4 separate regions of the Homo sapiens genome follow, and regions 2, 3 and 4 are each linked to region 1. The links are chromatin contacts, found by Hi-C or POLR2A ChIA-PET in ENCODE. All regions are on one chromosome and are shown on one strand. The core of a region is the stretch at or near the end of the contact, and the rest is flanking DNA. Distances in the headings are between cores, read along the strand shown.

Region 1 (7,763 bases), core at 1,627-4,126:
TTCCACTTCACCAGATACTCGACTTTACCCTGAGAAGAGAGAGAAGCAGACACAGTGAGTCTCGTGGTTGCCCCTACAGCCACTCGGAAGGACAGTTAAGGCCCAAAGGAGCCCAGCTCCAAATCCCATCTGCAGACAGGTGTCTCCCCAACACACAAACACAATCCGGGGACTGTCCACCAGATCCTCGCCAACCCATATAACCGCGACTGCTGCATGCCCGCCCCATACTGCCCTCCCTAGGACAGCACAGGAGTGCGTCTGGCTCCAGCCACCTCTGAGGCTCCTGAGGCCCAAGCCCAGGGCTCATGTCACACACTGGGAGCTGAGACTGCATGGAGGTGTGCATGCGTGGCCAAAGACCCACAGTGTCTAGAGCCCCAGTGCACAGGTGGGAACGCTTACTTTCTTTTTTAGATTGGAAGAGTCTCCAAATACGAAAACATTCCTCTCTGGGGTAGTCCCCACGCTCCTCCCCCATCTGCTGAGTCCCCTTTCAGTCTGTGAGTGGCTGCCTCTGGCTCAGAGGTAATGGGCCAGTGACTTGAGGACTCTCAACTCAAAAGACCCTGGCAGGACCCCATGGAAGACTGGCAAAGTCTCCACCTTCAGAAGGGGTGGTCAGCCCTGTGGTTGTTAGAAAGTAGAGCCAGGCCCCTCCCTTCCTCACAGGCTTTAAAAGTTTACAGTTACGGTGGCTCAAGCCTGTCATCCCAACACTTTGGAAGGCTGAGGCTGGAAGATCGCTTGAGCCCAGGAAGGAGTTTGAGACAAGCCTGGGCAACACGGTGAGACCCCTGTCTCTGAAAAAAGGAAATTAGTTGGGCATGGTGGCACTTGTCTGTGGTCCCAGCTACACAGGAGGCTGAGGCAGGAGGATCGTTTGAGCCGGGGAGGTTGAGGCTGCAGTGAGCCATGTTCATGCCCCTGCACTGCAGCCTGGGTGACAGAGTGAGATCTTGGTGCCAAGAAAAAAAAAAGTTTACAGTCCAACCCCATTGTGAGTGAAGCCCCTGCACGCCAGAACTTTAAGACCAAAATATGATACCTCCTCACAGAGGCTTTCCCTGGTGACCCTCTCCCATGCTGTCTCCACTGGCACCTTGCAGTTCTATTTCTGCAGAGCACACAGCTCCATCTGAAGGCATCTGTCTGTATCTCCTCATTCACTGTGTGCCGCCTCTGCAGAATGCCAGCTCCCTGAGGGAAGGGGTGGATCCCTGGGGCTTAGACTGGTGCCTGGTACCTGACCAACCCTCAATAAATATTTTGAGTGACTGGCCGAAGGAATGATGATCTCGCCCTCTTGTGCTACCCTGCGGGCTCCATCGTAGAGGGAGTTAGTGCTGTGCCTGCTTCAGGCTACACAGCACGAAAAGCACTGAGCTTTGTGGAATAAATCAATTCTCTTTTAAGTGGAGAAAACCCTAGGAAAAAGGAGAAGGAGGAGGAACAGCTGCCTCAATCAGAAGAGTAAAACCCCAAGCACAGCTGGAGGAAGAAAAGATGCTCCTGACCACCTTGACCTTCACCCTTGGCCCGAGATGCCAGGACTGAGTTTTCTCTATGGAGAAAGAAGATGGGCTGCCAATCAGCCCAGTTGAGCTCCTGCTCTACCTCCCTATCTAACTTGCTCGGTGACCTTGAGCAGGTCACTTCCTCTGCCTGGGCCTCAGTTTTTGTCTCTGTTAAATGGGAGGAGGTGACCCCCTAAGGCCCCTCCCAGTCGGCCTGGAGCCTCCCAAAGGGCTGCAGGGAGGAGGAGACAAAGGAAGGACAGTAGTGCGTACCAGGAAAGGAACTTCTCCCCAAGGATTTCCCCAGCCTTAGGCGAGCCCCCTCGCCAAACAAGTGCACGGGAGGTGTAGACGCCAGGCCCGGACAAAGTCTAGCCCCAAAGTGTGGGGTTCTGAAACCAGCAGAACAGACACCTCCTTAAATTGCAGGGTGTATGTTTTGAAGAAGGCAGATGGGGTAGGAGACTAGGGGATGCCCCAGCGCAGGGGGCGGGCTTCAGAGCCCTGGCCTGGGCTAGGAGTTGAGGTGGGGGTGGGGGCGGGGAATAGGGATGTGCTCGGGTGGCGTAGAGGGGGCAGGATCGGAAAAGGCCAAAGTCCAGCAGGAAAAACTTCAGAGGCCGGAGGAGACTTTTCCAAAGCTCCACTTACAACTTGAAAGGATTTGGTGCCAAGCGTCCAGAGTCCCGAGTTCAAAACCCAGCTCTGACCATAACGCGCTAGGCAAGTCCTTTCAACTTGGGCCTCAGTCTCCCCATATTTACAATAAAAGGGGAGCGAGGTGGGATGGCGCTGAGGATCCCTACGTCCGATCCTAATCTCCAGCTCAGGCAGGCTCGGCCGCCACTAGCATCCTGGAGCGACAACTTTTGTTCTACTCGCCCTACACGGTGGCAGGGAAACTGAGGCACGGGCTGGGGAGACGGGCCCAGCAGCGCAGGGCTGCCGGGGCCCCCGCGCCCCGCTTTCCCCTTCAGCCCCAGCGTGGAGGGAGCGGTGCTGGGGACGGGAGGGACCCCACTGGGGTCCTGGGAGCCGCCCCCGGGCAGCCTCACCTTCCGCACGCGCTTCTTCCGGATGCTCTCCACGGCGAACACCTGCTCGCCGATGGCTGACAGCTCCATGCGGGGCGGCGGGCGAGCGGGCCCGGGGCCGGGCCGGGCCGGGGGCGGAGCTGCGGGGCCGCGGCTGCGGCGCGCGATGCTGGGGCTGGCGGGGTCCCCGTCACCCTCGTCCGGGCGCGCACGCGCACGCGCACGCGCGCACACCCCCTCGCGCTCCCTCACGCCGCCGACGTTCCATTTTTGAACCTGCGCAACGTTTTCCTCGGCGCCAGCGAGCGAGCGCGCGCAAGGAGGGGGCGGGGCGGGAGCGCGCGGAACGGCCGCGGGCTCGGCTCGCGCCCTGAGGGTCAGCTCCGCCCCCGAGCCCCGCCCCCATCGGAACCCCGCCCCCGGGGCCCGCCCCCGCGGGTTGCGATTGGGCCGCGGGCCGCGAGCCGCGAGCGCTGCCGTGGGACTTATTTGGCTCGGTCACCGGCTGGGGCGGGGCGGAGGCTCGCGCGCCCCGTCTTGCTGTGACGCCGGGGCGGGACGTGATCCTTAATACCCAGGCGGGCGCCTCATAGCCTCCCGGTGACTGCCAGGGGCCGAAGTGGCAGGGCCCAGTGGAGCCGACGACAAAGTCAAGGCTCAGAGCGGGGAGGCCATTTGCTCACCTCCCGCAGCGGAGGAGACTGGGCCCGAGGCGCAGCCCCTCGAGTTGCAGGAGAGCCGGGACCCAAAAGGCTTCCCACCGTGTCCGGACGTCGCAGGGCCGAGGTCTCCCTAATCCGGCCTTCTCCGCGGCGCAGTTTGGCCAGTGTCTCCACGTCCGTCCACCCACCCCTCCATCCGCCCTTCCATTTGTCCATCCACCCGACCCTCGGTGGTCGGTGCCCAGACGCACGGGTCAGACGCGGGCGCTGCCTCGAGGGCTCCCGGGCCGGGCCCTCGTTCGCGGCAGGAGCGGCCGCGGTGGAGCTGAGGTCCCCCGGGGACGGATTTTGCCGCCGCGCTGCCCCAGCCTTCCCCAAACCCGCGTGTACTGGGCGCTAGGTGCTTAGTGGGGGCTCAACCATTTGTGGCACGAGACGAACTCTTGATTCCCCACCCCCCTTCCTTTTTCGCTAACGCGCCTCCATTCCTCACTGGGAGCCCGGCGTCGTCCCTGCTCCTTCCTGTACTGACCCCAACTTCTGTCGCTCCGGCATCCCCTCGGGGACTCGGGTCTGCCTGCCCTCACCGCACCCACCTCCCAGGTTCGCCCCGTCTTTTCTCTGGACCACAGCAGAGACCTCGCGGAGCTGCCCTCCCTCCGATCTCAGCCACACAGTGCCAGAGTGTGCTTCTAAAATGCAGATCTGACGGGGTCACCCTGTGCTTAAAAATTTTCCTCCCTATTTCCCTCACAATAAAATCCAACACCTCTTTCTGGCACATAGAAAAAGAGAATAATAGATTCACACCTGACTTTTCATCAAGAGCAACAAAGCCAGAGAGAAAATAACCATCATCTTAGAATTATATATTCAGTGAAAATGTATTTCAAGAATTATGTACCCAGTATGAGGCACATGTATCCAGAACGTAGGTGAAATCATAGCACTTACAAATACAAAAACTTAAGAGTTTGCCACTGGTAGACCCTCCGGAGGGAGATTCCAAAGCTGGAACTTCAGGCAGGAAAAAGATGATCCCAGACGGAGGTCTGATGCAACTGGGAATAAAGAAAAATGAAGAACAGCGATAGTGTGAAACAATAACAATGACTTCTGGATAAAAACAGATTTAAAATACACAACAGTGATGGCATTTACTTGGGTGAATGGAGTTAAAGTGTTCTAAGATCCTTATATTCTTCAGGAGGAAGGTGAAGATAGATACCAAATACACTTTGACGAATTTAAGAATCCAGATTGTCATTACTGGGATAAACACTGTAGGACTGGAAATACTGTGTATAGTTATCCAAATTATTGGAGGAGGAAAAAGAATGATTAAACCAACCCAAACAACTGTAAAGCAGGCAAGAATGGAGAGAAAAATAAATACAAGACGGGGCAGGGAGGGGACAAATAGACGATAGCTATAAATTCGAATATTTTGTGATTCAATAAATGCAACTAAATATTGCAGTTAAAATACAAAGATTATCAGAATGCATAAATAGCTAGATGCAGTTTACAAGAGAAACCCACAAGAGACACTTCCAAAACATAAAGCTAGTGATGGTCAAAAGTAAACACATGGGGGGAAAATACCACGCAAATGCTAACGAAAAGAAGGCTGGTGCAGTTATTTTAATATCGAGGGAAAAACATCACTAGAGATAAATAAGGTCATTTCATAATGAAAAGTGTCCAATTCACCAGAAAAATAGAACAATTTCACATTTGTATGCAAATCATCTTAAAATATAAGAAACATGAAGAAGACAGCTAGATGGAGAGATAGACAAATCCACAATTATAGTGGGAGATCTTAACACTCACCCCTCCATAAGTGGTAGGAGAAGAAGAAAAATATTCAATAGTATATAGGAGATTTGAACACAATTAATAAACTTAACTAATGGACTTCATAGCACACTGTTATCTACCATGGTAAAATACTCCCCTTTACAAGACATGGAATACTTACAAAAACAGTTCATTTCAATAAATTTCAAAAGTCAGAAATAACAGAATACATTCTCTGACCACAACACATATAAGCTAGAGATGAATAATAAAAAGTTCACTTCAAAAGCCCCATATGTTTGGAAAGTAAGAAGTATGGGTTTTTTTGTTTTTGTTTTTCATTATATTTATTTATTTATTTTGAGACAGAGTTTTGCTCTTTCACCCAGGCTGAAGTGAAGTGGCACGATCTTGGCTCACTACAACCTCTGCCTCCCAGGTTCCCAAGTAGCTGGGATTATAGGCACCCGCCACCACCCCCAGCTAATTTTTGTCTTTTTAGTAGAGGTGGGGTTTCACCATGTTGGCCAGGTTGGTCTCGAACTCCTGACCTCAGGTGATTCAACCATCTTGGCCTCCCAAAATGCTACAATTACAGGCATGAGCCACGGAAGAGGTACGTTTTTATGTTAACTAGCGGTTCAAAAAAAAGAAATTGTAATGGAAATTATAAAATATTTTTAACTGCTCTTCCGCTGTCGCCGTGGGAATGGAAATCTGTCCCTCGTGCTGGAAGCCAACCAGTGGTGATGACTCTGTGTGCCACTCCGCCTCCTACAGCGCGGATCCTCTGCGTGTGTCCTCGCAAGACAAGCTCGATGAAATGGCCGAGTCCAGTCAAGCAAACTTTGAGGGAAATTTTGAGTCGCTGGACCTTGTGGAATTTGCTAAGAAACAGCCATGGTGGTGTAAGCTGTTCAGGCAGGAATCTGGACCTTCCCCGAAAAGTGAAGGGTGGCAACCCAGCCGTTCATTGGGGGTGTCACTGAATGGTGCACGGGTTTCATATCCCAGAAGGTTGGAAAGTTGGCTGTAACAGTTGTGGGAGGTGTTTTGTTTTTTTCTCCTTCAGCTTGCAAATCATACTGGGTACATCAAAGTTGACTGGCAACGAGTGGAGAAAGATATAAAGAAAGCCAAAGAGCTGCTGAAGATCCCTTAAGAGCAATCAGATACCTACCAAGGTCAGGAGCAAAGCTGAGGAGGTGGTGTCGTTTGTGAAGAATGTTCTAGTGACTGGGGGATTTTTCGGAGGCTTTCTGTTTGGCATGGCATCCTAAGGAAGATGACCTTATTTTCATTGTTCTTGTTTTTTTTCCATCCAGCAGTCTCTACACTCCATCATAGGACATCAAGTCTCTCCTCTTCTCCTGTGCCTTCCTCCCTGCTGTAGCAAATCCGAGTGGCTTCTATAAGCATCTCTTGGTACAAGTTAATGTGGCCCTTGGCCAAGTGCGGTGGCTCATGCCTGTAATCCTAGCAATTTGGGAGGCCGAGGCGGGTGGATTGCCGGAGCTTAGGAGTTTGAGACCAGCCTAGGCAATATGATGAAACCCCATCTCTACTAAAATACAAAAAAAAAAAAAATTAGCCAGACGTGGTGGCAGGCACCTATAATCCCAGCTACTTGGGAGACTGAGGCAGGAGAGTTGCTTGAACCCGGGAGGCGGAGGTTGCAGTGAGCTGAGATCGCGCCACTGCACTCCAGCCTGGGTGACAGAGTGAGACTCCGTCTCCAAAAAAAAAAAAAAAGTTAATGTGGCCCTACCATGAGCTTGATGGTGGCAGAAGAGGCAATAGTTGTTAGGTCTCCTCCCATACACCCCGTATGTGGCCAATCTGTAGGTCAGCAAGAAGGTTCCTTTTCCCCCATGCAAGACACTTACCAGATCACATTGCAAGATGACTCGCCATGGAGGATGAGCAGACCCTGAAAGGTTGTCTCAAACTGTTGATTTGGAAAAGAAATAAGCACATAGATAAACTTATTGTGTGCTGCATGGAAAGGAACTGAATACATTTGCCTTTAAGCATGAAAAAAATATTTTTAACTGAATGACAATAGAAATATTACATAGTAAAAATGTTGGGCTATGGCTAGTGCGCTTCTTAGAGGGAAGTTTATTGCCTTTTGTGCTTATATTAGTAAAGAGAAAAGGCTGAGAGTAATGAACAAGCGCTCGTTTCAAGAAGCTAGAAAAAGAGCAGCAGAATAAACCAAAGAAAATGAAAGGAAGGCAAGAGTAAAGGTACAGGAGAAAATAGGCCAGGCACAGTGGCTCACGCCTGTAATCCCAACACTTTCGGAGGCCAAGGCAGACGTATCACCTGAGGTCAGAAGTTTAAGACCAGCCTGGGCAACATGGCAAAATTCCATCTCTACTAAAAATATAAAAATGAGCAGGCTTGGTGGCTCGTGCCTGTACTCCCAGCTAGTCAGGAGGCTGAGGCAGGAGAATTGCTTGAACCCTGGAGGCGGAGGTTGCAGTGAGCCTATATCATGCCACTGCACTCCAGCCTGGGCAACAGAGTGAGACTCCATCTCAAAAAAAAAAAAAAAAAAAAAGAAAGAAAGAAAAAAGAAGAAGAAGAAATGGTAAAGAGAAAATAATGAAATGGGATCAGCAAAACCAAACATTATTTCTGTGAAAAGACTAATGGCATGGACGACTCCTGTTGAAATTGATCAAGAAAAAAGAGAGAAAACACAATTAACTAATATCAGTAATTAAAAGTTACAGAACCTG
Region 2 (7,763 bases), core at 1,933-4,432, 840 kb before region 1:
ACCAGGAACTCGAAAACCTGCATTCTCGAAGACCACATTCTGCAGGTGTCAGGTGGCCCACAGCCTGCACTCCACACACCTGGGGAACAGCTAAGGCAGGCTGAGGACAGGTTTCAGTGTGGCCAGAGAGGAAGCAGCCAAGCAAGCATGTCTTTGGGGGATGCTCATTCAGGGGCCCCTCAAAAGAAGCTTCTCAAGGGATCACAACGGGCATCAGCCCTCTTACACCTCCTACCCCCCAGGCTCCCACAGCCTGGCCTGGTCTTCCCAAGTACTGCCCCTGCCCAGAGGCCAGACCTCGCCAGTGCCCAGCACGCCTTGCAGGAGAAAGTCGCATCCCCTACTGGGGGGAAGGCAGAAAAGAATGCCCTCGACCATCCACCTTCCAGCCACCTCCCCATCTCTACGTCATGACACCAAGACCTCACACGGAGGCCCATAGCCGCTTGGATAAACTGTTTGGAGCTGGCGTCCTTTAAGACTAGGAGGGTCTCCTAAGAGGGCCCTCATAGAACAACAAAGGGGACTGAGCCAGGGTTTTAGCCGCCTGCCCCGGATGGGTGGGAGGAGGAGTTCTGATGTGAGCAGCTTCTCTCCTTCCTCAGGGCCAGGGGGGAGCCCTCTGCTCTGGCCTGGGGCAGAGGAGGGACCCCTCTGCTCTGGCCTGGGGCAAAAGTCCGGACACCCTGTTCCTGGTCAGCAGAGGAGGAAACTGAAGGCCTGGAGGCAGTGCTGCCGTGGGGACAGGGACCAGGGACTGCAGTAAACAGGGGGAGGGGTGTTTACAAGAGGACCAGCATCAAGGACTAGCAAGAGGGAACTCCTTTCACAGACAGGGTACTCAGGCTCACAGAGGCCATGCCACCTGTCCCACACCACCCTGCAGATGGTACAGCCTCGCCGAGGACAGGGCTCCGGCTGTCCCACCTGGTGGTCTCCCACACTCACAAACAGGGCAAAACAGGAAGACTGCAGAGCAGCTGTGCTGGCACAGAAGATCAGCCCCTTGCCCGTGCCAAGTGCTGCCCCCAACAACCAGGCCAGCCTGGGAGGGAGATGGATTCCAGGGACAGTGGGCAGATCCCAGGAGAGACAGGGAACCCCGGCACCTGGCTCCCAAGGAGCTCACCAGCCCTCCACCAATAACCACGAGGCAGGGACCTCCACCAGAGCTGGCCAAACTCTGGGCTCTCAATCAAGGGCCGCTGCCCATATGCTTGGCCTGTCTCAGCTGAGGTGCCACGCTGCCAGGGGAACACAGTCCACGTTTGCAGGAAACCCACACGCCACACATCCCACGTACACACACGTCCAGCTTCCCGAGTGTGTACACTCCAACGGAAGAAAGAAAAGCAGGCACACACAGTGAGCCCTGTTGGGGGGTAAGGGGGGGTGTGCACGCAACCCCCCCCCAACACCTCAGTCCACTTTCTGCCAACACCAATTCAGAGACCACACATGGCAGCCAGGAAACCCGCAGGTTAGGAAAGGAACATAAATATACCCGCATCCTATATTACATAAATACCCACGCCGGGTTATATAAATACCCGTGCCCTCTGTCTGGGTGTCTTACATAAATATACTGCACATGACCCCCCAGTCTCTCCCCACTCACCGGCTGTCTGCAGAGAACGAGAGCGGGAAGGGGCAAGCCCTTCAGGACCCCCTGACTGCTATGTGCCAGCCACCCAGACCCCCAGTCGCTCCCCAACACCCCAGGGGTCCAAGGTCCCTGGGGGAGCCTAGACTGTCCCGGCACCAATACCCAAAAAGCCTCCCAGAGGAGAGCAGAAAAGCTTCATTCAGGAATGGAGAGGCTTTTCAGTTCTTTTGCTGCTTCTCCCATGGGGGAGGGGGGGAGATAAACAAAGTGGGGGGAAAAGTGGATATAAAGGTTCAAGAGTTTCAGCAGGTTAAAAAAATTAGACAAACTACCAACCAGCATGGCACACGGGCAGTGCTTCTTACTCCCCGAACACCATCGCCTACCCCTGAGCCGGGGCCCTTGTCCCTCGGACGATTAAAATAAAAATTGAAGGGACATCATAGAAACGAAGGCAAAGGAGACCCAAACACAGGCATTGCTTGGAAGCAACTTGAGACACTTGTGTCCCCTTCTCCTCTCTCCAAATCCTTCTCCAGGAAGGAGGCTATGCCAGGAAGAAAATATGCAAGAAAACTAAGGGAAAAGTTGGGGAGGGGGCTCACCCCACTTCGAGTTAGGGTATTAACAAGAGCTTGGGAATCCTCTAACGACACCCAGACACTGTTTTGCGTTCCTTAGAGACTTGCAAGACATCAATCTCTCACACAAAAATGGGAGAATCCGATCCGACAAATAACCCCCACCCCTTTCTTTCTCTCCACAAAGAAAAACAAATCAGTGGCCTGGTGACCACACACCTCTTCACCTTAGGACCCCCAAACGCCCGTCATCCAACGAGCGGGCGCAGCCTTGCGAACCCCCAGGTCCGGGCGCCGGGGCCGGGAGAGCAGGGGGCGCCGGTGATTGTCCGATGAAACGCTACGCGGGCCCGAATCAACAGTATCCGGCGCCCAGCACCCCAAGCCCCCTCCCTCAGCGTCCCCAAATCACAGCCGGGGTGGCCGCCTGGCCGGCCGGGGCCTCGGAGGGCCCAGCGGGGGGAAGCGGAGGCAGGCCGGCCGGGGGGCCTCCCCCGCGAGCCTGCAAAATAACAGGCCCCCTCCTCCTCGTCCCCAGCCGCGCCTTTGTCCTCGCCGGGCCGAGCGGGCGGCGCCCGGGCTGCCCCCCCTACACCCCAGCGCGAACGCGCGTGTGTCTGCCCTCCCTTCCCTCCCTCTCCAGCAAAAACAAAGAGGCTGAGGGAGCCCGATTCCCCCCAGGTTTGCACCCTTCCGCGGGCCCGCGGCCCCCCGATATTTACCCCGCCGGGAAGGCGCCGATGCCGGGCCACTGCTCGGGGGGCTGCCGCGGGCGGGGGCGGCCCGCCGGGGCGGATGCCGGAGGATTCGCGGAGCCGCCCGGCGCGCCAGCCTCTCCCGGCCCAGCCGCCGCCGCCGCCGCCGCCGCCGCGCTCCGCTCGGCCCCGGCCGGGCTCTGGCTCTGGGCTCTCGCCGCCGCCGCCGCCGCCGCCGCCGCCTCCCTCCTCCCGGCCTCCTGCCCGCCCGCCCGCCCCCGCCGCCGGCTCGCGCGCTCTCGCACCGCGCGCGCCCGCCGGCTCCCATTGAGCCCCGGGCCCGCCCGCTGATGTCATCCCCGGCCCGCCGCCGCCGCCCCGGAGGATTTAAAGGGCCCGCGCCCTCCGCGCTGGGGGCCGCAGCTGCGAGACGCAGTTCCCCAGCCTCAGTGCAGGCGCGCGGGCTTACGCGTGGGGGTGGGGGAGCACACAGATACTGACACCCTAATGCAGTCCAGGGCACAGGTGGAAAAGACGGGGTGCGGGGGGGACAGAGGGAAGAGGAGGGCGCACAAAAAGCGGAGGTGAGGGGATGGGAGGGGAGGGTCTAGACCCAAAGTCTCCTCTCCCCGCCTGCCAGGATCTCTCTCCTCTCCAGGCAGAGCACTGGGCCCCTGCGAAAACAGGCGGCTATTCACGACACTGCAAAAGATGTTAGACTGCTGGAGGCTCAGTCCGCCTCCAGGTTCCGAGTGCCGCAGAGAACACAGGCCAGGTTGATTCAGGGCAAGAGATTTGAGGAGACAGCTAGGGATGTCGACACAAGGCCCAGAAAGGTAGCCTGGGCTCATACATTCTCCTCCCGTGGAAAAACGAAGGGCAAAGACCTCTTCTTCTTTTCCCTGAAGCTCAAACTGTGATGGGCACAGAGAGGACCCCTCAGATCCCAACCTCATTCTCCCCTGTTGAAGGAGGGGTGCCACAAGTACCAAAGCACCGACACTTGAGTCTGGGCTCCGAGTGGTGCACGTTTAGCCAAGCCACCTCCCAGCTCTGAGCTTGGGTTTCCTTAAACAGCAAATGGGAGGAAGGACCCTGTCCTCCCCAGGTCACAGAATTAATAAAAGCTTCTACCGGCATGCAGAGCCGCGATGAAAGGTTGCAGAACAAAGTCATTAAAGTGATGATATTTACACTGAGCCATGCAAAGCTTCCAATTATGACACACCTATATTCACACAGTTGTGACTGTGGACACGCAAAATGCCTGAGGCCCTGCGTCCAATCCCGGAAGCACAGTTCCTGGGAGGAGTCACTTCTATAATAGCCGTATCTTCCCTCCTCGAGGCTGAGGGACTGAGTCACACACGTGTCCAAACGGGCAGGAGCCCCACAGACTAAGTCCTTTCGCCGGCCAGGAAACTGGCCCAGAGAGGGGAAGGGCTTTGCCCAGGACCACAAAGCCCAACAGGACAGCTCTGTTCTCCCAGCGATCACCAGGAAACTGGGTCTATCTAGAGCCCATTTCCAAGAGCAGGAGAGTGAGAAGCCTCCTCCCAGGAGGGCCTGCCTTCAGTGACACCTTTGCCAGAGCAGGGGGTCACCAGCCAGGTGGTGGGCTTTACTTGGCCTGCGCGGTGCTTTCTGTTGTTGTTTTGTTAATTAATCCCCAAAGTTTTTTTTTTTTTTTTTGCTTTTTGTTTTTGTTGGTTTTGAGATAGAGTCTCGCTGTGTGGCTCAGGCTGGAGTGCAGTGGCTCAATATCGGCTCACTGCAACCTCTGCCTCCTGGGTTCAAGTGATTCTCCAGCCTCAGCCTCCCTCCTGAATAGCTGGAATTACAGATGTGCACCACCACACCTGGCTAATTTTTGCCCAGGACCACACAGTATTTTTAGTAGAGACGGGGTTGGCCAGGCTGGGCTGGAACTCCTGACCTCAAGTGATCCGCCTGCCTCGGCCTCCCAAACTGCTGGGATTATAGGCGTGAGCCACCATGCCTGGCCACTCCCCAAAGTTTTAAAACTGGAAGATTTCATATTTCAGATCCAGATTCCCTGTTTCTCTGGGGGCATTAGGAGATCCGGTAACTCTGGGCCCAAGTTCTCAGCCGGCCTGAGCGCCACCCCACCGCCACCCATTTTGTTTCTTTCCTCACATGAGCCCAGGCAGAGAGGCCTGGGCACAATTGAGCAGGGGGTGAAGTCTGCCCCTGTGTCCTCCAGTCCTTACCACCCCTAACCTTCCAACCTGGGCCCTGCTTCCCAAAGCCCTCCTCTTCTTCAGCACTTTCAAGGCAACCAGCCCTGGGAGAGGAGGTTATTTGTTATCTCATTTAATCCTCTCAAACAACAACAGATTACACTGTATTCTTTCAGAGAAGGAATCAGGCTCCTCCCAGTGCTTGCCTAAGGGCACAGATCAACCTCTCCCTTAAACTGGGCCTGGCTGGAACAGACCCCCTGCCCCTTCCTAACCCAGCCAGATCGCCAGGTCTGACTGCAGCACGTTCACGTTCTCCCCTCTGCATTCAGGACTTGTAACCACACCTCCCACCCCAGCACCCCCACCCCACCCCCTGCCCCAGTTAAGATCCTGCTCAGTTCCCTGGGCCAGCCAGGCTGAGGAGCCCGGCTCATCCCCAGGCCTGCTAGGGAGCCTCCCTGCCTTGCCATTGGAAGGACATGCTGTTGTCCACTGCCTGAGTTGTGGGCCCAAGTCCTTGTCCTTCCTATCCCTGGAAGACCTGTGTGTGGGCCCTTCCAAAGAGCTTTGCAGTGAAGCTATAAGGGAAGGCAAACCATGACACAAAACCCAGCTGAGGAGGGGAGACTGGTCCAAAGTGAAAAACAAAACCTTACGTGTTCCAGCAGCCCCACAGCCTGACTTCTCTCTCCGACTTGGTTCACAGTGATTCCTCTCAGATTTAACTCCTAACTTTAAAACCCAACGGTGGGGCCGGGCACGCCCCTGTAATCCCAGCACTTCAGAGGCCAAGGCGGGTGATCACCTGAGGTCAGGAGTTCAAGACCAGCCTGGCCAACACGGTGAAACCCCGTTTCTACTAAAAATACAAAAAATTAGCTGGGCACGATGGCGGGCACCTGTAATCCCAGCCACTCGGGAGGCTGAGGCAGGAGAATCACTTGAACCCAGGAGGCGGAGGTTGCAGTGAGCCGAGATCGTACCATTGCACTCTAGCTTGGGCGACAGAGCGAGACTCCGTCTCAAAAAAATAAATAAAAAACAAAACAAAACAAAAAACCCAAGGGTGTGGCAAAGTTCCCCTAGCTACCTTCTCTGCAAGCCAACAAGAAGATGAAATCAGGCTAGAATAGGTGTGGGGTGAATTGCCAGCTCCCAAGGGGCCCACCCTGGGTTTCAGCTGCTCTGCATTGGTTCAGGAATAGTGGCTCTCACAACACCTTTCCAAACTGGCTTTTGTCTTTTTTTTAGAGGCTCATTCTGTCACCCAGGCTGGAGTGCAGTGGCAGGATCATACCTCGCTGTAGCCTCAAATTCCTGGGCTCAAGCGATCCTCCTGCCTCAGCCTTCCAAGTAGCTGGGACTACAGGCATGCACCACCACACCCAGCTAATTTTTAAATTTTTTATAGAGATGGGGTCTTACTGTGTTGCCCAGACTGGTCTGAAACTCCTGGGCTCAAGTGACCCTTCTGCCTCGCCCTCCCAAAGTGCTGTGATTACAAGTGTGAGCCACTGTGTTCCCAAACTGACATTTTTTACCTGCTCCCTATTTCAGACCCTTCAAGATCACTTGGCACGCAGGAGCACTGGGCTGGGATCCCAAGGACAGCCCTGGAATTCCCAGATAATGACGATATGGCTGCAGATAAACCCAGAAAGATTTCAGTACCTGCCCCAGGAATCTCAGTCTTGACTAAGGACTCATAGATTTACTAAACATCAAGGGCTGGCCTGAAAACGGCCCTCCAGGATCTGTCCTCCACTCCCCGCACCTGGCTCTCCTGACCTCAGCTCCTGTAAGTTTTCTTCTTGCTCACAGCCCTGTAGCCTCACTGGCCTCCCATGGAATGAACCTCTGGCCTCAGGGCCTTGGCAGGGGCTGTTTCCACTGCCTGGTGCGCTCTTCCCGCAGAGCACCAACCCCCCTCACCTCTCACCTTTCTCAAGTCCCCTTCAGAGGTAGGCCCTCCTGGTCTCCCAGTTTATTTATTTATTTATTTTTTGAGACAGAGTCTGGCTCTGTCTCCCAGGCTGGAATGCAGTGGCCCGATCTCGGCTCACTGCAACCTCCGCCTCCCGGGTTCAAGCAATTCTCCTGCCTCAGCCTCCAGAGTAGCTGGGATTACAGGCGTCCACCACCATACCTGGCTAATTTTTGTATTTTTAGTAGAGATGGAGGTGTCACCATGTTACCCAGGCTGGTCTTAAACTCCTGACCTCAGGTGATCCGTCCGCCTCAGCCTCCCAAAAAGCTGGGATTACAGGTGTGAGCCACCACGTCTGGGCCCAGTCTCCCAATTTAAAATCCTGGCGCTGGGCCACAGGCGGTGCCTCACACCTGTAATCCCAGAACTTTGGGAGGCAGAGGCAGGCGTTGCTTGAGCTCAGGAGTTTGAGACCAGCCTGGATAACATGGCGAAATGCTCTCTCTACAAAAAATACAAAAATTAGCTGAGCATGGTGGCTGGGTGTGGTGGTGCATGCCTGTAGTCCCAGCTACTTGGGAGGTTGAGGTGGGAGAATCACCGGAGCCCAAGGAGGTTGAGACTGCAGTGACCCTTGATCATACCACTGCACTCCAGCCTGGACAGCAGAGTGAGACCTTGTCTCAAAAAAAAAAAAAAAAGAGTGAGACCGTGTCTCAAAAAATAAAAATAAATAAATAATTTAAAAAT
Region 3 (7,763 bases), core at 3,329-5,828, 750 kb before region 1:
GTAACCAAACCCTTCACTCTTTCGAATATTTAACAAGATTGAGATTCCTTTAATTCCATGTTGGTAGCTGTTCTGTAAATACCTTTCAGGTTTTTATTTTTTAATATCCCAGTAATCTAAAAACTATTCTGTTGTTAGATTTCAATTGAAGGAACTGGATTTAAAATCTTATTACGTTTATTTTATCAGTGGAATACTCAGTTTATGCAACTGTCTCATGTTTTTCATTCCTACTTTCTAATTCTAAGGCTTGAAAACAGCCATTGCTCAGTCCTTCAGCTTCACCTTCCCAATTCATTCATTAAACATTCTGCTCAGGGATTAAACTGAAATGGGAAATTAGGAAAGAACCATTTAAAACAAATCATACCCAGCAACCTCAAAATCTATAACATACAGGCCATATGGGCATACAGGAAATGGGACAATTTGAATTTTTTTTTTTAAGCAAATGGAAACAAAGCTTCATATAAAACATAAAAAGGGTCCAATCATTTACTTTCAAATAGAGTCAGCTAAAAGTAGCTCCTTTTTTAAAGTGGCATCTTTCAGGCAGTCAAGAGTCATTAAAACTACTCCAAAGTTCTTATCAACCAATATCATGTTTGTGACAACTGTGAGAAAAGAATGTAATTTTATAAAGTGGGAAAACAGCACATCTTTTGGGACCCCTGAGGCTCTAATCAGGCATCTCAGAATTAAGAGTGCTCCAGGGTTGGGAAATGGCTACCCTGCTGTGGCGAAAACATGCCATTTCATAATAAACGTTGTTAAGAGAGAAAAAAGTGATAAGCATGTACCTGCAATGAGGAGATAGAACGACTTAGTCATTGCCAGGCCATTATATTCCTTAATTATTTCATCAGTCTATAAGTGACTTGATGATTAAGTCTTATTTTCAGATTTCCTCCAAAACAAGTCCACTGGAAGGGGATTAGGGGCTCCTACTCCTCCCTGAACTTTTCCTGCCAAAAATGGAGGCTCACAAAGAAAATGCAAATCTACCCCCACCTTAAAAAAGTAAAGGCAGTCAAAGTCAAAACCTTCACTGCTCCTCCTTCCTCCCCTACTACGTGGAAAAAAATTTTGACCTGTTACCAAAATAGATTCCTCAGGGTAAAGGGGAGAAAAGTTTTCTACAAATTTTTTCTAAGTGGTGTATTAGTTCCTTTTTTTGAGTAAGAAGTGAAAGGGAATAGGAACCCAACACAACTGCTAAACTTCGATCTCACAAGTTATTAAAAAACAGCAAAGGTCAAACTGCAAAGCGTTAGAAAAATGTGAAGACAAAAGGATTAAAAGAGTGGGACACTAAAGAAAAAAGTGTGTGTCCTTCACCAATAAAAGTCGTATCTTGTCCTCTACTTCCTCCTTCTGTAGGCAAATAAAGACAATTCTAAAGGACTAGCTTTCCTCATCATGCCAAATAATTAAAATTCCAAACAGATTATTAATCCTATTCTAACAATTAAAATAAATGATAAATCTGCCTTGTAACTACTGACAACTGTATTTTAAATAACTTACGGCCTCTTGAATTTAAATATAACCGATTAAAAATGGCAGCAACATCAGGGTTAAGAAACAAAATGAAACACTATTAGTCTCCAGAATATTGAACAAAACAATATCTAAAATAAATATGACTTCTCAGAAGGAAAAAAGTTATCTACCATTAAGGACATACCTTAAAAGTTCTTAGCACACATTAAGTAAGCACAAACTAGTGGCTTGCCTGTTATATTTTCAGACAAAAAGCAATGAGGTTATTCCTCTGCACTTGTCACTGCAGACACATAAAGGCTTTTAGAAACTACATCTATTACTCATTGTCTAAGTATCATAAAACTTAGCATTTTAAGTCTTGTTTGATATCAATCAAGAAAGAACATCCACTTCAGGGGAAAGAAGTACAGTAAAATAAGAACATTGTAAATGTCCCTCTTGACATATACAAAAGAGAAGGTAAAAGGCCTCCTAAGACCCCTACCTAGTGGCCAGGCCTGGACGGCAGCTGTTGCTACCTCACCTTTTCTTTTGTTGAGCTTAATCTCATGTCAAGTCATTCAACCAACTCAAAAGCGATGAAGACATTATTGAATCAATCTGAACTAAATCAGACCTAGGCTTCTTAAAACATACAGCTTAATGCTTCCAAACGATCTAGAAAACTAAGAAACCTAGCTACGCTGTAGGACACACTTTCATATGCGTCCGTGTGAAGAGACCACCAAACAGGCTTTGTGTGAGCAACATGGCTGTTTATTTCACCTGGGTGCAGGCGGGCTGAGTCCGAAAAGAGTCAGCAAAGGGAGATGGGGTGGGGCCATTTTATAGGATTTGGGAAGGTAATGGAAAATTACAGTCAAAGGGGGTTGTTCTCTGGTGGGCAGGGGTGGATCTCACAAAGTACATTCTCAAGGGTGGGGAGAATTACAAACAACCTTCTTAAGGGTTGGGGTCACGGCACCAAATTTCATACACGTCCGTGTGAAGAGACCACCAAACAAGCTTTGTGTGAGCAATGGCCTGGCCTGGGCTCAGAGGCCTGACACACACAGTGGCCAATTATACAGGACCCCCAAACTGGCCAGTGGACCACTGCAACCGCCATTTACTTTCTCCGCTGCAAGCACCATAGGCTGATTCAGGAAGATAAACTGAGGCTCAAGGAATTTCGAAGTGGAACAATACACCAAAGCCTTAAACCTGAAATGACTATCCTTTTCTGGGGGGTGGGGGGGAAAGAAAAAGAAAAAAAAGTTTCTGGGGCTCTCAGGGTGGCCCAGATGCCAGGGTCCCAGAAGTGGCCTTTTCTAGCTCCTGTAACTAAACCTGGCGGAAAACTCCCCGCCTGCTCACCCCATCCGCCCAAGAATGCGCCTTCCCGTCTTCGGTGGCCCTACCCAGAATCCCAAAATGTGGATTCCAACCCAGGCCCTGAACGTCTTCTCAAATCCCCGGGACTTACGTTGCGGCGCGCGCCCCGCTGTCGGGTCTTGCCCCTCGGGCGGTACCGCCCAGGCAGCCCTAAATCCAGCCTCCCAGGCCCCCAGCAGCGCCCTCCGCCCCTCCACCATCCCGTCCGGCTCGCAGTCGGGGCCAAATCGAGAGACAAGAGGGCTGTGCCTGAAACTGAGCGGTTTCACCACTTGGCACCTCCTGGCAGAAACTTCCCTTTAAAAAAAGAAAAGAAAAAAAAAAAAAGCAGCAGCACTTTTGGGCTAGCATTTCAATCCTTCCTGCCCTTTAGAGTTCCCAGTTCTGCTTCCAGCTGCCTTTGGGTGTTCCACTACAATTGAGTTGTAAAGATATTCTTTAAGTGTTTATAGAACATTAAGACTTAAGAAAAATCTTTAAAATTAGAGGAGGGAAAAAAAAGCCACCTTATCGCACACATCCAGGAAACGCAGCCCCGTGCATCCCTGCTCAGGGATAAGCAGGCGCCCCAGGACTCCCGGGGACAGATTTTTGGGCACCCGAGGGAGTCACCCGGCGCACCTCGGGGTCCGCGGAGAGGCCCAGCCCCTCCCGCGGTCCCTTAGACGCGCCCTCCGCCTGGCCCGTGTGGACCGTCCCGGCCATTGTTTACGGGGGAAGCCTGTCCCGACGCATTGTTTTGGCCATTTCCAACTTCCCCCGGCCCTTCCCGGGGTATCGCGGGGGACCCTACGCCAACGTCCCCCCTCCGCCCGCGCCCCAAGGGCCGACTGGGCAAATTGGGAGACCCGCCCCGCGGGGCGACCCAACTTTTCGGAACAGCCCCCCACCGCCCACCCCCGCAGACCCCCGGACCCCCGCTCCCGGCGGAGATTCAGGGAACCCCGCACCCCAAGCCCTTCTGAATCGTGCGGCGTGAGTGTGACGGCCAAGAGCGGATGCAGCCCGGGATCGCCCGCACCTTCCCGCCAGCGGAAGCGCAGGAGCCGGCTGGGGAGGGGGCGCCCTAGAAAGAGCAGCTAGAAAGCTGAGACGGGGAACTGAGGTCATCCTGGGGGGGGACAAGACAACGAGAGCCGGGCGCCTCGGGGGCGGCGCGGGAGCCTCCGCAGGACCAGGCGGGCGCCCCGGCTGGCGCGGGCGGGGGGCGCCCCCCTTTACCTGTGGCTCCGGCCCCTCGGCCATTTCCTCGCGCGGCGGCTGCCGGGACTGAGCTGACTCCACTCGGGCCGGCCGGGTTTGAAAGAGGAGGAGCGGGCGCGGAGGGGAGGGGGCGGGGAGGGCGGAGGGAGGGAGGCCTCGCGCAGTTTTCTCGGCCTTTTGTGCGGACACCTCCCGGATTCCGCGCCCGCACCCGGCCCCCCAAAAGACACGGGGAGCCGCAAGCGAGGGGTGCAGCCATCTGCCGAGGCGCCTAGTGCCTTCGCGCCTCCAAGACCCCCAACAAAAAAGGAGCGTCCCGCACCCCCACCCCCGCCCGGAGGATTTAGGGGCCGGGCTCACCTCGGGCGCGGGGCTAAGTGCAGGCGCGGGGGGGGTCCCTAGAGCCGCCAGGGCGCGGCGCGTCCGGCGCTGGGGGACTGTTGGGTCAGAAAGTGTTCAGGGAGCAGCTGCTGCGCCCTCCCTCGGCCCGCCGCTCGGAGACGCCCCGCCCCGCCCCACCCCGCCCCCGCGCCCACGTGACTAGCATAGGCCCGCCCCCGCTCCGCCCCCCGCCACAGACTCCGCCTCCGGGACGCGAGCGAGCGGCGAGCGCGCGCACTCCCAGTTATCGCTCGGCGACTCCCGCGCACGCACGCGCCGTGCCACCCTCCCCGCGCCCCCCGCCCCATACCCCTACTCCCGCCATCCGATTTAACGTGGCGGGCGAGCGCCGCGGCGGTAGCCGTGACAGGTACCCGGCGGGGGGGGCGGGGGGGGCCGCGAGGGTGTGCGCAGGCGCAGACCCGGGTCCCGTCCCCGCCGCCCCCTCCTCTGCAAGGTGTGCCCGGGCGAGGGGAGGGGCCCGCGGCCCGAACTCCTGGGTCACCCCGAATTACAAACAAAACCTTAACGCCGTTGCTCGCGGGTTAGAAGGCAGCTGTGCGCGAAAAACACCTCAGATTTTCTTCAAGCGTGAGGAAGGTCGAGAAGATAAAGTTTTTAAATGAGTATCTTCAGAAAGCTATTTAATTGTTCTGATTTTTTTTTTTCTGAAAGGACTGGGCTTGCGCTATTCTAACTTGAGATTTCTAAACTTAGACTAGGTTCCAAGAATCTACTTGGTTTTGATAGAAATCCATTTGGAGGAAACCGGGGACAAAAAAAAACAAAAAACCGCTACCCTTTCCCCTCCTCCCTACGCACAACTCATTTAAATCGTTTCCCAACTGTTTTTTTTTTCTTACTGAAAAAAAGGACAAAAAAAATCCTGATTCCTAAGGCCTGTGATATTTCCCCATTTTAAGTAAGCCTCGAGGAACCACAGACATAACAAACATATCCACAATTTTTCTACCCCAAAATGCAAACTAATGCAAATGTGAAATGGATCTATGCAAGTCGCTACCAACAAAATAGCCAAATATTTGTTTTTTTACTGGCCTTCGGCATATCCAAAATGAAAAAACTTTAAAACACATCAAGAAAAGCATTTAAAATATCTATTTCCTAAATCAAAAGAAAGAACGCACTACAGAAACGATCCGGAGCTGGTGAGCAATGCAATCTTAATAAATAGGAAAAGGAATTTGAGAAGACAGCTCAGCAAAGGGGAAGAATTTGCCAAGTGTCATGTTTTGCTGTCATTTTATATATAACTACTAACCCCCCATATGGTCTGGTTAGTCTTTTTTAAAAAGGAAGCCAATCAATTACTCACAATTAATTAGCAGTGCCGGTAGATTCTTAGGCCAGCACTAAAAAACTAAATTGGGTGAATTTTTTTTCACTCAAGTCCACTGATATTGATCACTTTTAGTATTAGGAGTCCTTTTCTGACAAAAGATGAATACCTATCTTTAAAATATATTTTTTAATCTTATTGTCACATTCTAAAACACAGTCCAAAAACACTTCATAAACAAGAAACTTCATTTAACTTTATGAAAACAAATGACTATGAGCCTTGCTACACAACAAAGAAACTATGAACAAGTGCAACCAGGTTGAGCCTTTAAGTGTAGCCTCATTCTACATGTTAATGGATAACCTTTGAACTCTGAGAACTTGAATGCTGTAAACACAATAGCACTGACAGTTAAAAATTCCAGTGTCAAAATCGAGCAAAAAGAAAAGTCCAAACTTTTCAGGGGGAATAGGGAAACAATCAAATATTTTGACAAATAATCGTTTCAGTAAGAACAAGGAGATTCCTGGCTCTCAGACCTTGTTGCTACTGAATTATTTTCTGAGCAAAAACGGTTGTGCTTGTTTTCCCCCTGTGCCCTCCAAAGCTACCACTTTGTTCACATTATAGCATCATGATTTGTTACTGTTTCGCTGCCTCCCTCAAAAAAAAAAAAGTGCCTTATTATGTTGTAGCTTTTAAAATTGAAAGATGATTATATTCACTGATCTATCCGCTAAGAGTTTTATTTATATGTGATCCTCCTTATGTTTGAGCAAAGAATTACAAAGAACCTTGTCCTGGAGTCGTGCCAACGAAACTGGGAAATCGTTGCAAAATTCTGCCAGTGACTGACTGCTGGGTTGCAAATACATACTGTGTTTTCAGAAGAACATAGAGGGATCTGAATTCGTCCGGGAGGGCTTCCCTGAGACACATTCTTCCCTTAGAATGTGAGACTCATACCTCCCATTTATTTGGAAAGCATGTATAGTTCAAACAATTAAAATATGGAAACTCCAAAAGTAACAGGAGAACACTGCAAACATTTGGTTTTGTAATAAAAGCTAGAAACTCATAACTGCATGAAGTGAAAATTGAAAATCGAACGTTGGTCTTCCTATGCTTAGCTCCACCCACAAGAAATCCAGCTTTGCCATCACTCCCTTCCTAGGCCATCTCTAAAGGAGTCAGGTGCTACTAGATGCCAGCAAAAAAAACAAAGAATGGAACCAAAAGAGAAGCTCTGCACATGGTACTTGGAGAAGGGGCAGAAAAGCCCCACTTCACCTTGGTTCAATGCAGCAAACATCAGCTACACCTCATTTTTCACAATTGTCCAAACAGCTCAGGCAGAGCTGACGAGGAGGGTCAGCACCTTCTGCCACCTCCTGCTGCTGAGCTGTGCACCTGTCCCGCAGTTAACTTTCTCTGAGCTGAGTCAACCTGAGCCCACCTGTGGGGAGCCCAAAGCTTGGTGGAGACAGATGCCAGCTGGGGCCCTTTGTTGGGAGAAGCTAAAGGACCTGGTGACTGCATGTGGGGGCAAGAAAAGGAAGACTCCAAGGGTTTGCTCAGGACTCTGGCCCAGGAAATGGGGGACTGTGGGACTGGAAGGGGCCTGGTGGGGAGCAGCAGGGGGTGCTGAGCTTGTTTGGCACCCTCTGAGCTGGAGAAGTGTGTGGAGGCTGGGAGAGGGGCCCAGAGGGACTGGAGGTATAGACAAGACATGCTCCCAGCTTCCCTGGGTCGCAGGCCAGGCACTATTTGATAGATGAGATCATCGAGTTCCAGGGAGGAAGGAGAGCGGGCCATGTCACCAAGGTCACCCAGTGATGAGCATCCCTGCCGACAGGAGTCCAGCTATCCCAGTCCCTCCACAGTCCCTGGGACTTTGCTGCTGAGGGGCTCGGGCTCTCCGGGCGGGAGTCCCAAAGACAGGAACAGGGCAGACTTAGAGCCCACATGGAGGCTGATTCTTTGGGCGGCCTTGGGC
Region 4 (7,763 bases), core at 3,595-6,094, 650 kb before region 1:
AATACTGTTTATGAATATAGCTACAATAGGCAAAAAATTAAAAATCCCTTTATTGAGAGAAATACATCCTAGGGATTACAATCACAGATTCTGGATCCAGACATGGTTTGAGTTTTTATTCTGCCACTTACTGTATAATTTGAAGAGAATTATTTAACTTCCACACACCTTAGTTTCCTATGCAAAGTAGAAATAATACCACTTATTTCAGAGGCTGCTGAGAAAATGACCTAATAATGTGTAATGTACTATAAAAGTATCTGGCATAGCCAGCACTCAGTACAAGTTAGCATCATTTCATTCAACAAATAGTTATTAGGTACCAAGTTACTAGGTACCAAGTATGTATCGGCTACTGTTTGAAGTGGTGCTGTGCTGGAGTTACTAAACAAAACAGACACAAGTCTCTATTTTTGTGTAACAGACATGCAGGCAAAGGATGACATTAAGTTAAGTTTCAATTAAAGGGAAGATTGTGGACAAGAAGGAAGATACACTCCAAGCAAGTCCCTCAATCTTAGAATAGCTTCTTGGGCCTGCTCCCCTATTAAACTGTGATAAGCACTCCACCTGTCTGCTTATCTGCAAAGCAAAACTGGGTCTTGGAAAGGACTGGTAGACTGGTCTTCATTTTTAGCTTACGCTAATAAAAGAGCTGAGCCTGCCGGGGGCAGTGGCTCAGTCCTGTAATCCCAGCACTTTGGGAGGCGGAGGCCAGTGGATCACTTGAGGTCAGGAGTTTGAGACCAGCCTGGCCAATATAGTGAAACCCTGTCTCTTACTAAAAACACAAAAGAGTAGCCAGGCGTGGTGGTGCACGCCTGTAATCCCTAGCTACTTGGGAGGCTGAGGCAGGAGAACCGCTGGAACTCGGAAGGCGGAGGTTGCAGTGAGCTGAAATGGCACCATAGCACTCCAGCCTGGTAGACAGAGGGAGGGTCCGTCAAAAAAAAAAAAAAAAAGCTGAACATAGATTTATGACCTTTCCTTCTTCTTTGATCTCTACTTTTACCTTCTATCTCCTTCTTGTTCCCAAATGGTATTATTAATTTACAGAGAAAAAAACACTAACAAGACTTATTTAAGGCTTTAACACTCAACTAATTACTTAAGATCAACTTCTTGCTTTTTATATACCTTTCACAACAGACAAGCTCAAGAGGAATACAAATATGACCACTAGCCAAAGCTAATATTTAAGAAATCAGAAGCTACTTTTCCTAGAAGAATCTTAACACTAAGATGGCCTTAATTTTCCCTATTTCGATCTTGTAAAGTACAGGTCTTTGTTTGGCATACAAACTGTATAGCATTTTCTCAGTTTCTTTACTCCTTGTAAAATATTGTACTGAATTTAGTTCCCTTTTCCCACTCTAACCCACTTGTAACTTCATCTTATATAAAGTTCCACTTTATCATTGATAGGCAAGTAGGTGTATTATTCTACAGGGCCTCAATTTCCTGCAATTCAAAGCCATTAGAACTCTGGCTTAACCAGCCAGACATTCCTCTAAATACATACGTAACAAAAATTGATGGCAGGAGATTTTATTGGGATCACTGGATACCTACACTCAACAGGCAGAACTTGGCTAATTCCATTTATACCACTACTGAGACAGTGAAGACAAATTAAGAATCAGAACAGGAAGAGCACATAGCATAGGGATACCCGTGTCAGCGACATATTTAATATGCCCCTCAGCTTAAGACTCAATACTGAACAGACCAAAAGGCCACCTCAATTGCCGCTCCCGCCACACTTGCAAATGAAGCAGCTAAATAAGGTACTTTTCAAGAGGTAGAAAGTCTTTGGATTATCACTCTTGCAAATTATAAAAGACTTCATTGTTATTGCCACATTGCAATGCTACCCAAACCTTAGTGACTTAGGAAAAAATAAAACTTGAAAGTAAGATTCCTGTTAAGGCTTTAAACTGATGATTATCATTCATGTATTTTTTTTTCCTCTCTCCTTACTTCCCTGGCTATTTATTCAAGACATTCTATTCTACACTAAACATTTAATTTGAAACATGTGGTTCTTGGAAAATATGCCGTCTTCCATGTTTATAATTAATGCTGACATAATTAATGACCTCAAAATTCAAGAAAGCCTTTTACTTTTGAGCATATCCATGCCATCTTTAAATACGCACACTGTACTCTCTGGTATACTATGCTGCTCAAATGTTTTTATCCGGTCAGTAATTAGTTTAATTTGGCTTTACAAAAAAATTCACCTTTGAAGTCATATATTAACATTAAAAACCATACTACTTCAAATGTACAATGCCTATCATTTTTGCATCACACATGTGAAATACATGAACTGACCTCACCTATTCCTTTTTCAAAATAACCACCACTTCAACTGTGTAACACTCAGTTGAAACAACAGCAATTCAAATAATCAAGAACATTTCTTGGGAAAGGGAGAGTTGGGGCACAGATCTTATGAAAGAAGGCTAGTTCGTTTGAAATTTTTAAAAAATGTCATCTGATACTCAAAGTATGGATCAGTAATTCACTTTTTTCCTTTCAAATAACTTATTAAAGCATATATATGGTGAAAGGAAATATTAAACCAAACACCAATGGTAAAGAAATAGAACACTATTAGTAACTTGTAGCCCCTCTATGTGCCTATTTCAAGCTTACAACTTTCACCCTAATAACCACTACCTTGAATTTTGTTAACCACTCCCTTTCCTATCATATTTGCACATATCCTTAATTAAATGTGTCACCCTACCACAACGTGCTTTTTAACTCAACACTTCTGTGACTTATCCACATTAATCCAAGTTCTTTTCTCTTTTTCACGGCTGATTCAATTGTACGAATACCCACAATTTATGGAGACATTTGCGTTGTTTCCAATATCCTGTTAGCACGAATGCTGGTATATAAACTTTTCTGTACAAGGATCCTGGGGTACCTGTGCAAGGATTTCTCTAGGCATTACAGTCTAGGGTATAAAGCTTAGGGAGGAATTGCTGGGTCGTTTTCAACTTTCCTAGATAATCTCAAGTTCTTTTTCTAAGTCAATGAACTGAAATTCACTTCTAAACTTAGCAATACTGTCACACGCGAAGCAAACATTCCACCTCTCATCCTCTAAACAATGAGATAAAATATTTTCCTTCCTAATAAGGTATAAATCAAAATAATTTTGTAAAAAGTGGCAACTGAAGTGCTTGAGACTAGTAAATCCAGCAGTTGTGGATCTGAACCACAAAAGACAAAAACGTTTGGAGAAAATATCGTTAACAGAGCGCCTACTACAGTGAGACTATTACATCCATTATCTCTTAATTCCTGACAACACAGCAAAGTAAAGGCAATTATCACGTTCCTCAGAGGAAACAGGCTCACAAAAGGTAGGATCTTGACCAAGGTCACACACACACATATCAAGTGGCGTCACGTAACTCTTTGGGGAAGCGGGGGGGTCGGGGGAGACGGAGTTTCGCTCTTGCCACGGGCTGGAGTGCAATGGCGCGATCTCGGCTCACTGCAACCTCCTCCCCCCGGGTTCAAGCGATTCTCCTGCCTTGGCCTCCCGAGTAGCTGGGATTACAGGCATGCGCCACCAAGCCAGGCTAATTTTGTTATTTTTAGTAGAAACGGGATTTCTCCATGTTGATCAGGCTGGTCTCGAACTCCTGACCTCCGGTGATCCGCCCGCCTCGGCCTCCCAAATCGCTGGGATTACAGGCCTGAGGCACCACGCCCGGTCCACAATACCAAGAACTTTCTAGCGAGGCAGAATAGTTGACGCTGCAGTCCAATTAGAGAAAAAAGGCTGAAATATTAAGATTAAAACTAAAGTAACGACCCAAAAACCCATCCTTCCCCCAAACACGGTCATTTAGATGGCAAGCAACTCCACTGCTTTACATCCCAATGCATTTCCTCCGACTTAAAATATAACTGAAGAGAATTAAAATCTATTTCTAAAAATGAGAAGTTGGTCTTTTCGTCTCCCGTGCCTTAAACAGTGAACTCTGGGGAGAGAACGTCAAGGGTGCCATTTCGTGTAAGGCTTTCCTGGGCTGAAGTGTTCTCTCAGGAAGATCCGCGTTTTTCAGATGAACGCCGAGGCCTGGAGACATCGAACAGCCCGCCCGAAGCGGCCCGGCTCGAGAGCCGGGAAACCAGGCGAGGCGCCAAAGCCCGGGCCTGGGCTGATGCGGCCAGGCCGCCCCTCCCGATCCCCCGCGGGGCTGGGATGGGGCCGGGCCGCGCCACGACGGCCGTCCGCACGGAGAGGCCCAGCGTCGCCAAGCGGCCGCCCTCCTCGGGTCCCGAGTGACCCCGGGGCCGAGGTCCGCGCACGAAACCGCTGTCTCGCCTCGAGTCGCCTCCCCTCGCCTCCCGGGTCGAGAGCAAGGCTCCCAGGCTCGCAGTCCGCCGGGCCTCCCCAAGAAGCAACTCCCCCACCCCCACGCCAGGCCTCTCCTCTCCTCCCCCACCCTTACCCTCCACGGTCACGATCCCGGTCCCGGTCCCCAAAGCCTCCTCCGCGCATGGTCCCAAAAGGATAGAGATCTGGGAGCGGGGCACGGATGGCCGGGCTCGGGAGGGCCTGCGGCTCCGGTCTGGTGACGACCGATGGCGGCGGCGCCTCCGCTGTTGGGGCGGCGGCAGGCGCAGCGCTCTCTCGCTCCGACGCGCTGTCTCCCGTCGCAGACGCCACCGTCGCCGCCTCTCTCGTCGGAGACGGGAGCAAAACACAGAGAATCGGGGCTACAAAGCCGGTGGGCAGGTTTGGCTACGCTCAAACCGGGCAGTGCCGCGGTTTAGGCGTCTCCTTCCTTCCCAGCGACTGCACAAAATGGCGGCCGCCGCTGAGTCGGCTCCAACTTAACGCTGCGTACGGCGGAGACGATACGTAAACAGCGCCTCGGAATAGCCCGAGGGCTCCGCGGGGAACTACGGGTATTCTTGGAAGCACTTTACGTCAGTTGCGACGATGGGTGTATTTTGCGGTCTGTACAAGAAAAACAAAGTACGGAGCGAGCGTAGAGTTCTCGCGCCACCCGAACTAGAACGTGGGATGAGGTGGGAGGAAGCGCCTCTGGTGCGACGTAACATTCTTTGCGTCGTTAGCCGGCCTGCTGTTGCTAAGATGCGCAGTATGCGTAACGCATTCTGTTTAGAGAATAGAGGATTTTGCCTGATTCCGATCTCGGTACAGACCCCGCGGCCGGCTTGAAGAAGTTGCTTTGCAGAGACAATAACCGTCCTCCATATTGTTATCAAGTTTCAGAGTCCTCTGGCGCCAGAGGCCGGGAGGGTCTTAAATTCCGTGGCTGGCCTTCCTATATGGCGCCGCCAGCCCTCTCGCCCCACCGCCCTGGGCCCGCTGAGAATGGCGGCGGGCCCCGGCGCCATTTCCTTTCCGTTGCCTTTCGCTGCTCTGTCTCCGGCAGCCATGATGGAAGAGCCGTGTCCCTTTCTTTCCGGAGTTTGTGAGGTGGCGATGTCCCTTCCAGGTTAAAGTGCCCTCAGCTACATTTGGTTCACACTGAGGTGCATTTTCTGAACCGTATATTTTTACCGTCCCTGGCCGAGCACAGCTGTTGCTAATACAGAAACAAAATGTGCTTGGAGGCCAGGCATGGTGGCTCACGCTTGTAATACTAACACTTTGGGAGGCCGAGGCGGGAGGATCACCTGAGTCCCGGAGTTCGAGACCAGCCTGGCCAAAATGGCAAAACCCCGTCTCTACGAAAAATACAAAAATTAGCAGGACATGGTGGCGGGTGCCTGTAGTCCCAGCTACTTGGGAGGCTGAGGCAGGAGAATCGCTTGAACCCGGGAGTCGGAGGTCGCAGTGAGCCGAGAACGTGCCACTGCACTCCATCCTGGACGACGGGGCAAGAATCCGTCTCAAAAAAAAAATTGCTTGGAGCCCCAGTGGACTCCGTGGGCCCTTTGCTGCCGTTGAACGGCGCTCCTCAGAAGGCCCGGAGAAGACCCCAGCACTCTCAGGAGAACAAGGTTTCAGAGCGATGGTCTTTAGACACAGAAAGGGCGAAGGCTAAGGACAAGTGTTTAACCAGGCTAGTCCACGTTCTCCGCTCAATTCCTTCCAGACTGGCTTCCCTCTCCTTACCTGCTTCCTGTCGTCTCAAACTGCATTTTGAAGCCCCGCAAGCTTGGCCAAATGGCGTCACACGACTGTTGAGCTGTTAGGGCCCTCGAGACGGGCCCATCTAACGTCTCAATTCAACAGATGGGTAGAAGCGGGGAGATTTGGCCCCTCAGTGTGGGTGCTGAGTGTTTGTTTCCCAAATTTTTGGGAACATAGCATAAGAAAAGGAGCTTCAAAAAGAAAAAAAACATGGACCACTGATTTTTCTGTGGTTATGTGTTCTTTTTCCCCAAGTACGTTCTTAACATTGGCAAGTGAACCTCTTAAAGTGATTGAGACTCGCCTGGGTCATATTCTTTTTCTTTTTTTTGTCTGGAGTGCAGTGGCACAATCTCGGCTCACTGCAACCTCTGCCGCCCGGGTTCAGGCAATTCTCCTGCCTCAGCCTCCCGTGTAGCTGGGATCACAGGTGCTTGCCCTCGCACTTGGCTAATATTTGTAGTTTAGCTGGGGTTTCACCATCTTGGCCAGGCTGGTCTTGAACTCCTGACCTCGTGATCCACCCGTGTCGACCTGCCAAAGTGCTGGGATTACAGGCGTGAGCCACCGCACCGGCCTGGGTCATGTTCTTTTATTTACACTGTTAACCTGCCCCAATCCTCATCATCTCTTGCCTGGATGACTGCGCTCGCCTCTTTTTAATCTGCCTGCTCCTGTCCTTGCTCACTCTGAATTTATTCTTCACACTGCAGTCATAGGGGTCCTTTTATTATGTCACTTTACTTAAAATTTTCCAGAGGTTTCCACTTGAAAGAAAAGACAAAGGCCTTACAGTGGCCTACAAGCCCTTGAGGATGCAGCCCTCTTCTGTCTTTCCTCCTTGTTCTACTCTAGCCACACTCGGCCTCAGGGCCTTTGCACTCGCTCTTTACTCTATGTCAGCAAGGCTAGATACCTCAGTTTAGGTCTGTGCTCACATGTCACTCAATCAGGGAGGCCTCCCCAGAACCCAATGCAACACTGCATAACCTGCATACTCTCCTCCTTCACAAGTACACATGCATTCTCTCTTTTCCATTTTTCTTTGCTTTCATTTGAATTAGTAACTGCTTGACATAAACACTTTTTGTCTCCCTCCTAGAGCGTAAAATCTGTGAGTGCAGGAACTTACTTGTTCACCACCGTGACCCAGTGCCTACCTGGCACAGTGCCTGACCTTTTAGCCATTCGACCACGCCATACCCTTGTCCAGTGAGTCTGTGACTGTCCCTTTGTGTTTCTGGGCCAACTGACATCTCAACGGCTTTTGTTTTTTGAGACAGAGTCTCGCTCTGTCGCCCAGGCTGGAGTGCAGTTGGCTCACTGCAACCTCCGCCTCTTGGTTTCAAGCGATTCTCCTGCCTCAGCTTCCTGAGTAGTTGGGATTACAGGCATACGCCACCACACCTGGCTAATTTTTGCATTTTTAATAGAGACAGGGTTTCACCATGTTGGCCAGGCTGGTCTGAAACTCCTGAATTCAGGTGATCTGCCTGCTTCGGCCTCCCAAAGTGCTGGGATTACAGGCGTGAGCCACCTTGCCTGGCCTTTGTCATCAACTTTTATTTTAATTCTGGGGTACATGTTCAGGATATACAAGTTTGTTACACAAGAAAACGTG

Evidence for each region. A loop is a pair of places that touch in the nucleus more often than their neighbours do. ChIA-PET counts read pairs that join two places held with the same protein, here RNA polymerase II (POLR2A). Pooled maps may share reads with other maps.
Region 2: a map of CD4-positive, alpha-beta T cell shows a loop between it and region 1 (7-fold over the local background). The contact joins the promoter of CSNK1E here to the promoter of CBX7 in region 1. A Hi-C loop is called at or near these places in 2 of 168 maps with a recorded cell type or tissue (CD4-positive, alpha-beta T cell and CD4-positive, alpha-beta memory T cell) and 7 of 50 pooled maps.
Region 3: a map of CD4-positive, alpha-beta T cell shows a loop between it and region 1 (9-fold over the local background). The contact joins the promoter of TPTEP2-CSNK1E here to the promoter of CBX7 in region 1. A Hi-C loop is called at or near these places in 2 of 168 maps with a recorded cell type or tissue (CD4-positive, alpha-beta T cell and naive thymus-derived CD4-positive, alpha-beta T cell), 2 of 37 single-sample maps with no recorded cell type and 10 of 50 pooled maps.
Region 4: a loop to region 1 is called in a map of CD8-positive, alpha-beta T cell, with 4 times the contacts of the local background. The contact joins the promoter of DDX17 here to the promoter of CBX7 in region 1. A Hi-C loop is called at or near these places in 1 of 168 maps with a recorded cell type or tissue (CD8-positive, alpha-beta T cell) and 10 of 50 pooled maps. POLR2A ChIA-PET finds 5 or more read pairs at or near these places in 3 of 52 experiments (H1, activated CD4-positive, alpha-beta T cell and naive thymus-derived CD4-positive, alpha-beta T cell).

The regions. Positions count from the first base shown.
Region 1 is chr22:39,149,804-39,157,566 of GRCh38, forward strand. It overlaps CBX7 (chromobox 7), which reads right to left and starts at 2,877. Exons shown (of 6, transcript NM_175709.5): 1 at 2,573-2,877; 2 at 1-29. The coding sequence starts at 2,641. It also overlaps the pseudogene FUNDC2P4. RefSeq lists an enhancer at 2,455-3,036 and silencers at 2,494-2,543, 2,614-3,183.
Region 2 is chr22:38,314,251-38,322,013 of GRCh38, forward strand. CSNK1E (casein kinase 1 epsilon) reads right to left here and starts at 3,183. Exons shown (of 11, transcript NM_152221.3): 1 at 2,910-3,183. The region is part of intron 5 of TPTEP2-CSNK1E (TPTEP2-CSNK1E readthrough); the gene reads right to left. RefSeq lists enhancers at 452-511, 582-751, 772-821, 4,623-5,527 and a silencer at 2,511-2,900.
Region 3 is chr22:38,394,337-38,402,099 of GRCh38, forward strand. TPTEP2-CSNK1E (TPTEP2-CSNK1E readthrough) reads right to left here and starts at 4,579. Exons shown (of 15, transcript NM_001289912.2): 1 at 4,102-4,579. It also overlaps the pseudogene TPTEP2. RefSeq lists an enhancer at 3,308-4,091 and a silencer at 4,357-4,636.
Region 4 is chr22:38,501,467-38,509,229 of GRCh38, forward strand. DDX17 (DEAD-box helicase 17) reads right to left here and starts at 4,845. Exons shown (of 13, transcript NM_006386.5): 1 at 4,485-4,845. The coding sequence starts at 4,771. It also overlaps a transcript of DMC1 not described here. RefSeq lists enhancers at 3,910-4,801, 4,681-4,870, 4,802-5,693, 5,271-5,680 and silencers at 4,121-4,290, 4,321-4,590.